Regions from separate parts of the Homo sapiens genome. Here region 1 is linked to region 2. Evidence: read pairs that join two places in POLR2A ChIA-PET (ENCODE). Cell type or tissue: GM12878. All regions are shown on one strand. Region 1 has its middle 24 kb from the start of LINC01340. Region 2 has its middle 150 kb from the start of LINC01340.

Region 1 (5,000 bases), 130 kb after region 2:
AAATTGATTTCCGTGAATTTTTAGAGAAGGAACTTTTAGTTCAGGATTGCTTTTATAATGTCACCAAACTCCCTCTCTTGTTTTCACGCCTTTAAAATATGGTGGTTTGCTTTCTGTCTTGGCTCTCTTTCTCTTCTTTACTTTTATCTATATCTTCTTTCTCTTTTGTCCCTGTTGACTTTTTCCTGTCCATTGCTGAATCCACTGCCAGCTGTTTCTCCTCAGTGTAGTGTCCTCTTTTGGAAAAGAGCCCTGGCTGGTTAGTGTGAGAGTTTGGAGGTGCTCAGGCTGCTTGAGACATTGTGGAGCTGACCTTTGGCTCTTACATGCCTCTGTTATTGTTTTGGACATAATCACTCAGCTGCTGTTATCTGTTGGCCACTGTGCCTTCCTGCAAACACTCATTGGACATGGATGTTCTCCTGTTCTCAGGTCATTCCCTGGCCTTTTTGTTTCACTCTGTTTTCTCCTCATAGTCACTGATATGTAGGTTTTGTGGCTGTTAGTGGTTTATTACTACTTACTTGTATTTTGGAGTTTGGGATACTTTGTTAGCAATTGTAAATTTGCTTCTGTGTTTTGGGTTTTGCTACCTCGTTGATCTATCTAATTTGACTGCTTGATCTATCAACAAGATAGCAAAATGATATATTTCAGAAATTATTTCAGGGATTATTCAGAGAGATAAAAACTATGCTGCCACCACCACCAATAGCTTTAGGTTAAAATATTTTAATTTTCCTGAGGCTAGAAATTATTTGCTATTTTTCCAGTGTATGTGGTAAAAGCTTTCCTTTATACATTTTTCAGTTTTCAAGAGCTGCTGGGTACTGATTTCTGTGGGCTAGCCTACTCGGGGCTGTAGGGGAAAATTGGGAAGAGAGTTCGTGGCATTTCCATGTGGGCATTTCTGCTTCTCTGGGTTGCTGTCTGGAATTGGATGTGTGGATCATGCTTATGTGCTTAGAAGGAAACATTCTACTTCTGAATAGTCTAAAAACTTTGAGGACCACACTGAGTCTTTGTGCTTTCTTCTTTTATATTGCCTATGATAGCATGTGCCATTCTTATTTTGTGGTTCAATCAGAAATGAAAATGCCTTCTGTATTTTTAATTTGTTCAGATGTGAGTGTACAGTGTCTATAATAATCTCGTGGATTTGTAAAACACTTTAGGATTTGAAAACTACTTTTGCATCCATGCTTCCAGGGAAGCTCATAAACTAGTTGTGAAATTGACTCCAGTGCTATTCATATTTCCATTATTTTATAGCTAAGAAACTAACCAACAGAGACTAAGTCACTTGTCCAGTGTCACACATCTAACAAGTAGGAGAAATACAACTAGAACTAGTGTTTTCTGATTCTCAAACCAGCAATTTATTCACATAGAATTTTTGGGTCTCTTTTATTATGACAGAAGCATGCTTGCAACGTGACATCTGATTGCATTTATCATAAAAACCATTTTATCCAGGTATTCCATATGTTCAGTAAACACCAAAACCATGTAACAGCAAAGGAATTAAATGTGCCAGGATAATTTCACATCTCATTACCTGACGTTTTTTGTACTTAAGAGCCACCCATTAAACATTTTTGAAACTCTTAGTATTCAGCTTAACTCTGGAAAGTTATTTATAGAGAAGTACTCTGCAAACAACAACAAAAATGCAATAATCTAAACTCTTTTATTTCCTTATTTCAGTGGCTAAGCAGAAGTGCTTGCACTGAGCTTGTGTTTTTTCGGGCATACCTTAACTTATGCAGAGCTAATGGGTCCCCTTTGGGTTTCTGTTCTTGGTGTATTTGACTAAGAGGAGGCTTTATCCTGGGTAAACGATGCAGATTGCTATGCTTGAAAACTTTATTTGATGTGTCTGTGATTTTATAATGAAGAGATCATTTTATAACCAGGCTTCTGCCTTTATAGGGATATTTCTTTGCTTCACAGTATGGTTTTATTGTCACATTCTACTAGTGCAGGGATTCAGAGTGTCAGAGCTTATCATACCTCTTAGAAATCGAGTCAAACGTTCCCTCCCTGCTCACTGCATAGGTAAGGAGATAGAGCTCTAGAGGCTGTGGCTTTCTCACATACCTTATTATTTTCTGTACTAAAGGCTTCTCACACTTCTCCTTTCCTTATGTACACCCAGCCTTAAGAGATACTAGGCCCTCAGTGTCCTAACCTCGCTGATCTTCATATTTTTCCAGTTTCATTTTTACCACTATTGGCTCTCCAATGTCTAGGCTTTATTCAGGATAAAATAATTTCAAACCCAAGAAAATGCCATGTTCTCTCACCTTAGGACCTTGGCATGTTCTGTTTCCTCAGTCTCAAAAAGCATCCTTCATCACTTTTACCTGACTTCAATATGAACTTTCATTATCAGTTGACTGCACTTCCCCCTAGGAAGCTTTACTCGAACATCACAGTTTATTTTAGGTGCCTCTTCCAATTGCTACCGTTGATCCCAAATGTCTCACATCACACACATCATACCACCTGTCATGTGACATTATAATGAATTCTGTTACTTGTCAGTATCCTACAGTAGACTGAAAGCTCCAAGAAAACAAGAACCATGTCTGTCTAATTAACTGTTAAGTAGTGGGTGTCTACCTAACACAATGTGTGCAGTAAAGAGTAAATAATTACTAAATGAATGATTGACTTTGTTCATACTTTTATTGCCTTATACCTGTATGTACACACACACACACACACACACACACACACACAGACTGCAAGTCTCTAACCTTAAGTATTTTTTCATGACTCCTTATTTTTATACATATTATCTTCAATTTCTGCATCAAATAAAACTTCTTTTCCTTTCTCAAGGTCCTGCACTAATTGAGGCCCTCCCTACTCCACCATTCTGATTCCTTATAAACATTATTGCTTGCCATTTATTGGATTATTGTAACTGTGTAATTATTTCATTATAGGAATATTAATGTTCAGATACAGAAGGAGTTTGGTAATCAAATTTGGCAGACCAATCTAGCTTATTCTGGAAATGCTACATTTACCCTACATTTCCTCTCAAATTAATTTAATTCCCAGATTTTTAGTTTTATTCATTAGCTCAATGAAGACCTGATGGGGATTTCTACTAATGTGATACCTTGCCCTGCCTTTTTAAGGCATACTATAAATTAGCAACTTGTAAATTTAATGTAGAACTCAAGGTTCTACGAATGTCTGTCCTCCATGCTTCTGATGTTGGAAGCTTGAAAGCACTTAGCCTAAGCCCTTGTGGAAGACAATAGATCAGTGGTATTATCTGAAATTTTGCTCATACTTCTTTGTTCAGATAACTTTGGTTATCAGTGAACGAAAGGAAAACTGTTTTGAAGACATTGAATTTTACTGCACATATTCCAACATGCTACGCAGAAGTGTGGAGGGTTTAACAAAGGAAAAACAGAGATGGATGCTTTTCTGAGGAGAATTTGATATTGATTTTCTTGATCCTCTGTAGTATAAAGTTACAGTTCATGTTAGTCACCAGAATTCTATTTTGTTAGCTCTTTTACCTCTTTATTAAAATAAAGTTTGAGCTCAAATACTTTCATAAGGCATTCTTCTTTATATTAGCAGGATTGGATTTAACTAAAGGCTGTTTTAAGAAACAATGTTTCCTTTTATATTAATTGTCGTTTTTGGAACAGACTATCAATTATGCTGTTTTAACATATTAGCTACTCATAGAATATGCTTTGTGTTTTTATACAGAGCTTTGTTTAACATCCTGTTAAATAACTTATTTACACTGGTGTAAATAACTTATTTACACCAAAATATTGGGGTTTCTTTTAAAATATTTTATTATTGAATGTAATTAAATATGTATATGAGTAGAGCAGATTAAATCATTTTTAATGATTAATTGCTGGTTTTGTTGTTACTTTATAAATCTAACAAGGATCATTTAAAAGTTTGTGTAAATGTTATCTTTTTTATTTGTATTTTGTGATGTTTATAGAAATATAAAACCGACTTTGTTTCTTTGTGACTTCTCAGTAAAAATCCAGTTTGTATTAGAGCAGTGATTATTCTGGCATTTTTCTCTGCAGTTTTTGCCAATTGTTGATTAATAATTAGTTTTACTAGTTATGAAAGACCCTATATTATTTAAATGTGACTAGTATTTTTTTTCAGAGTCAAGCTGAAGTATTGTTATTTTGAGTGTACAGAAACAGGTGCTATTAATTTGCAAGTATACTAATAGGTTTACTAATAGTATCCTCCTACATTCAAGTGTATTTAAAAATTTTAAACATGTAATGCTTTATACATTGTTTGTTATAACATTTTCTGCATTGTTCTGTGTTGGTCTTCCATTCCACAGTAAGCTACTTGGGAGGAGAAACCCCATCTCATTCTTTTTTGTATCACCAAAACTTACTGCATGTTCTTGTACACATTAAACATTCAATAAATCTTTGACAAATTAATGATATTAATTTAGTGAATTATATTTGTTGTGGAGTATTTATATGGAAGAACAAAGCTAAGCAAATTGGTTATCTAATTCCTCCTGGGAACTTTGTCTACTATGCTGTACTGGACACTCTATCTACTGTTTACCTTACTCTCTGCCCTGGAAAGGTGAACTGAATGAACACATCAACAGGACTTCTAGCTCACTGGCTTTTGGTCGAGTTTGGCCCATGGAGAGTTGTGGCAGGAGATCAGAGTGAGGGCAGAAAGTGAGGTTGGGGTGTGTATTCCCTTGGCTTCTCCCTGGAGATTGCCTATTTCTTGCTGTGTCATGTACCTGAAAGTTCCTCTTTCTCTCCAAACATGCCATTCTACATGGCTCTCCAAACTGGTCCTGGAAAACTCTCCCTCCTCTGGTTGTCCCTTTGGACCTTGGGGTGGTAACACCTTAGCTGCTGGTAACCCTGTATTCTTCCTCTATTCCCTTAGTGAATAGTCCTTTCATAAATAAACTCTTCTCGAAGTGTACTAATTTGACTGTGCCATCT
Region 2 (5,000 bases):
GATTTTGGTCATTTCTTGTCTTCTGTTAGTTTTTGAATTTGTTTTCTCTTGGCTCTCTAGTTCTTTTAGTTGTGATGTTAGGTTATTAACTTGAGATCTTTCTAACTTTTTGATGTGGGCACTTAGTGCTAAAAATTTTCCTCTTAACACTGCTTTAGCTGTGTCACAGAAATTCTTGTATGTTGCATTTTTGTTCTCACTGGTTCCAAAGAACTTCTTAATTTTTGTCGTAATTTTATTATTTATGCAAAAGCCACTCAGGAGCAGGTTATTCAATTTCCATGCAATTGTATGGTTTTGAGTGAATTTCTTAGTCTTGAGTTCTAATTTGATCATACTGTGGTCCGAGGAACTGTTATGATTTCAATTCTTTTGCATTTGCTGAGGAGGGTTTTACTTCTGATTATGTGATTGATTTTAGAGCAGTACCATGTGCTGATGAGAAGAATGTATGTTCTGTTGTTTTGGGGTAGAGAATTCGTAGATATCTATCATGTACATTTGACCCAGAACTGAATTCAGGTTCTAAATATCTTTGTTACTTTTCTGTCTTGATAATCTGTCTAATATTGTCATTGGAGTGTTAAAGTCTCCCACTATTATTGTATGGGAGTCTAAGTCTCTTTGAAGTTGTCTAACAAATTGCTTTATGAATCTGGGTGCTCATGGTTAGGTCTTCTTGTTGAATTGAACCCTTTGCCATTATGTAATGAATGCCCTTCTTTGTCTTTTTTGATCTTTGTGGCTTAACATCTGTTTTGTCAGAAACTAGGACTGCAACCCCTGCATTTTTCTGTTTTCAATTTTCTTGGTAGATTTTCCTCCATCACTTTATTTTGAGCCTATGTGTGTCACTGCATGTGAGATGAGTCTCTTGTAGACAGCATAACAATGGGTCTTGATTCTTTAACTAGCTTGCCACTCCATGTCTTTTAATTGGGGCATTTAGCCTATTTACATTTAAGGTTAGTATTGATATGTGTAGATTTGATCGTGTCATGTTAGCTTGCTATTTTGCAGACTTGTTTACGTGGTTGCTTTATAGTGTCAGTGGTCTGTGTACTTCAGCATGTTTTTGTAGTGGCTGGTAATGATCTTTCCTTTCCATATTTAGTTCTTCCTTTAGGAACTCTTGTAAGGCAGGTCTGGTGCTAACGATTTCCCTCAGCATTTGCTTGTCTGAAAAAGCTCTCATTTCTTTTTTGTTTATGAAGCTTGGTTTGGCCAGATATGAAATTCTGGATTGGAATTTCTTTTCTTTAAGAATTTTGAATATTAGCCCCCAGTCTCTTCTGGCTTGTAGGGTTTCCACTGAGAGGACTGCTGGCAGTCCAATGGGCTTCCCTTTGTACGTGTCCTGGCCTCTCACTCTAACTGCCCTTAACATTTTTTTTTTCTCATTTTGACACTGGAAATTCTGAGGATGATGTGTCTTGGAAATGATCTTCTTGTGGAGTAATGTAACTGGGGTTCTGGGCATTTCCTGAATTTGAAGGTTGGCCTGCCTAGCTAAGTTGGGGAATTTCTCATGGACGATATCCTGAAATATATTTTCCAACTTTCCATTCTCCCTATCTCTTTCAGGTACACTAATCAGTCATGGATTCAGTCTCTTTACATAATCCCATATTTCTCAGAGGTTTTGACCATTTCTTTTCATTTCATTTTTCTCTATTCTTGTCTGTCTGTCTTCTTCAGAAAGACAGTCTTCAAGCTCTAAGATTCTTTTCTCCACTTGGTCTATTCTGCTATTAATACTTGTGATTGCATTATGAAATTCTTTTATTTTTTTTTTAGCTCTGTCAGCTCAGTTACATTCTTCTCTATACTGTATTTTGTTTGTCAGCTCATATAATGTTTTATCATGATTTTTAGCTTCATTGCATTGGGTTACAAGGTGCTTCTTAAGGTCAGTGAAGTTTGTTTTTATCCATTTTCTGAGTTCGACTTCTGTCATTTCAGCCATCTCAGCCTCAGCCCAGTTTTGAATCCTTGCTAGTGAGGTGATACAGTAATTGGAGGAAAGAGGGCACTCTGGCTTTTTGAATTTTGAGTGTTCTTGCGCTGATTCTTTCTCATCTTTTTGGGCTTATCTACCTTCAATCTTTGAGGCTGCTGACCTTTGGATTTTTGTTTTCTATTTCTTTTAATGGTCTGGCTACTTTTCCATAGGGCTGCTGTGGTCTGCTGGGGGTCTGCTCCAATCTCTAGTTGCCTTGGATTTTTTCAGCACCCAGAGGTATCATCAGTGAAGCCTGCAAAACAGCAAAGAAGGCAGCCTGCTCCTTCCTCTGGGACCTCCAGCCCAGAGAGGTATGGGGGTGTTGCTGGCTGAAAGCACCTGTAGAAGTGGCTGGAGACCCCTGTTAGGAAGTCATATCTAGTCAGGAGGAACAGGATTGAGGACCTATTCAAAGAAGCAGTCTGGCCACATTTTGTTAGAGCAGCTGTGCTGTGCTGGGGTATCTCCTTTGACCCTGGTTGGTTTGGACTCTGCAAAGCCCACAGACTGAAATGGCTCAGTCACACAAACAGCAAAGGTGTCAGCCACCCCTCTTCCTGAGAACTCCATCCCTGGGAGAATTCAAATGTCTGTCAGATAGAGAACACCAGCAGGGGTGGCTGGAGGACCTGTTTGGGAGGTTCTGCCCAGTTAGGAGACACATAATTGGTAAAGCTATCTAAAGAAGCAGTCTGGCCATGCCTTTCATAGAGCAGCTCTGCTGTGCTGGGGGACCACTTCTGCCCCAGTCAGCTTGAGATTTCCAAAGCCCACAGGCTCGAATGTCTAAGTCACCCAGCCAGCAAAGATAGTGGCTTGCCCCTCCCTTTGGGAACTTCCTCTCAGGGTGTATTCAAATCTCTATCGGCCTGAGAACACTGGTGAGGGTGGCTTGAGGCCCTAGTTGGAAAGTCCCACCCAGCGAGGAGGTACAGATTGGAGACCCACGTGAAGAAGCTGTCTGGCCATGTTTTGGTAGAGTAGCTGTGCTGTGCTGGGGGATTCCTTCTGCCCTTGGCCAGTTTGGACTCTCAAAAGCCCTAAGACTGGAACAGCTGAGTCTCCCAAACAGAAAAGATGGCAGCCCATTCCTCCCCACAGGAACTCTGTCCCAGGTAGGTGCAATGCTATTTCTGGTGGCTGGCTGGAATTCCAGGCCAGTGGGTCTTATCCTGTGTAGTGCTGTGGAAGTAGGGCCCAGAGACAGTCACTGCTCAGCTCCCTGGATTCAGTCCCCTTCAAAGGGGTATGTACAGAGGTCCAACCTCCTGCCTTGCTGGAGTTGCTGTCACTTTCACTGGGAAGCCTGGAGTCAGTGTATGTAAAATAAAAACTCTACACCTTTACTTCGCCCTCCATCCCCCCAACTTTTAAACTTTGTGTTGATTTTATCAGCATCTTATTATACTTTCTGTGTCCTGAAAAGTTGCTGTAGTTATTATTTTTGATTGATTCTATTTTTAGTCTTTGTATCTAAGAGTAGTTTACACATCACAGTTGCAGTGTTACACTGTGCTGCATTTTTCTGTGTACTTACTATTACCAGCGAGTTTTTTACATTCAGGTGATTACTTATTACTAATTAACATTCTTATTTTTCTCTGATTGAATTATTCCTTTTACCATTTCTTGTGGGACAGATCTGGTGTTGATGAAATCCCTCAGCTTTTGTTTGTCTACTTCATGTTTGAAGGATATTTTCACCAGATATTTATTCTAGGGTAAAGTTTTCCCCCCGCCCCCCTTAGCACTTTAAATATGTCTTGCCACTCTCTCCTGGCTTTCCATTGAAAAGTCTGGTGCCAGACGTATTGGAGCTCCATTGTATGTTATTTCTTTTCTCTTGCTGCTTTTAGAATCCTTTCTTTGATCTTTGGGAGTTTGATTATTAAATGCCTTGAGGTCATCTTTTTGGATTAAGTCTGCTTGTGTTCATATAACCTTCTTGTATTCAAATACCGCCATCTTTCAGTAGGATTGGGAAGTTTTCTGTTTTTATTCCTTTGAATAAACTGTCTACTTCTTTTTCTCTACTTCTTCTTTAAGGTCAGATCTCAAATTTGCCCTTTTGAGGCTTTTTTTTTTTTTTTTTTGGTGAGACGGAGTCTCGCTCTTTCACCCAGGCTGGAGTCCAGTGGCATGATCTCGGCTCACTGCAAGCTCTGCCTCCCAGGTTCACGCCATTCTCCTGTTGAGGCTATTTTTATAGAGGCTATTTTCTATATCTTTAAAGCATGCTTCTTTTTTTTTAATTTTTTCTTTTGTCTCTTCTGTGAATTTTCAAATAGCTTGCCTTGAAGCTCACTAACTCTTTCTTCTGCTTGATCAATTCCACTAATAAAAGACTCTGATGCATTCTTCAGTATGACAGTTGCATTTTTCTGCTTCATACTTTCTGCTTGATCCTTTTTAATTATTTTCATCTGTGTTAAATTTATCTGATAGAATTCTGAATCCCTTCTCTGTTTTCTCTTGAATTCCTTTGAGGTTCCCTCAAGACAGCCATTTTGAATTCTCTGTCTGAAAGGTCACACATCTCTTTTTCCAGGATTGGTTCCTGGTGTCTTATTTAGTTCATTTGGTCAGGTCATGTTTTCCTGGATGGTGTTAATGTTAGCAGATTTTCTTCAGTGGCTTAACATTGAAGAGTTTGGTATTTATTGTAGTCTTCACTATCTGGGCTTGTCTATACCTGTCCTTCTTGGGAATGCTTGCTAGATATTTTCAAGGACTTGGGTTTTGTGATCTAACCTGCATTTGCTTCAGGGAGCACCCCAAGCCCAATAACGCTGTGGTTATTGTAGACTCACTGATGTACCACCTTGATAGTCTTGGGCAAGATCTGGGAGAATTTTCTCATTACCCCTTGGAGACTCTTGTTTTCTTCCTTTACTTTCTAGTAAACAAACAGAGTCTCTCTCTCTTCTGAGCCACCTACAGCTAGGGGTGGAGTGCCACAAGTACCCCTGTGGCCACCGCCACTATGACTGCACCAGAT

The links. ChIA-PET counts read pairs that join two places held together with the same protein. Peaks named below come from ENCODE experiments on the same cell type or tissue, not always from the same donor. Only the 100,000 strongest peaks of a DNase experiment are listed, where the experiment ranks them.
Region 1: POLR2A ChIA-PET joins it to region 2 with 10 read pairs; 1 of 35 experiments calls an interaction of 5 or more read pairs at or near these places.

Annotation. Positions count from the first base shown.
Region 1 is chr5:97,478,388-97,483,387 of GRCh38, forward strand. No RefSeq gene overlaps it. Among named protein-coding and RNA genes, the nearest start is that of LINC01340, 24 kb to the right of the region's middle. In GM12878, no CTCF peak of the experiment used is centred here; no DNase peak of the experiment used is centred here; H3K27ac peaks cover 1,493 bases.
Region 2 is chr5:97,353,046-97,358,045 of GRCh38, forward strand. No RefSeq gene overlaps it. Among named protein-coding and RNA genes, the nearest start is that of LINC01340, 150 kb to the right of the region's middle. In GM12878, a CTCF peak has its summit at 2,637; DNase peaks (open chromatin) are centred at 2,529 and 2,896; H3K4me3 peaks cover 1,972 bases; H3K27ac peaks cover 1,672 bases.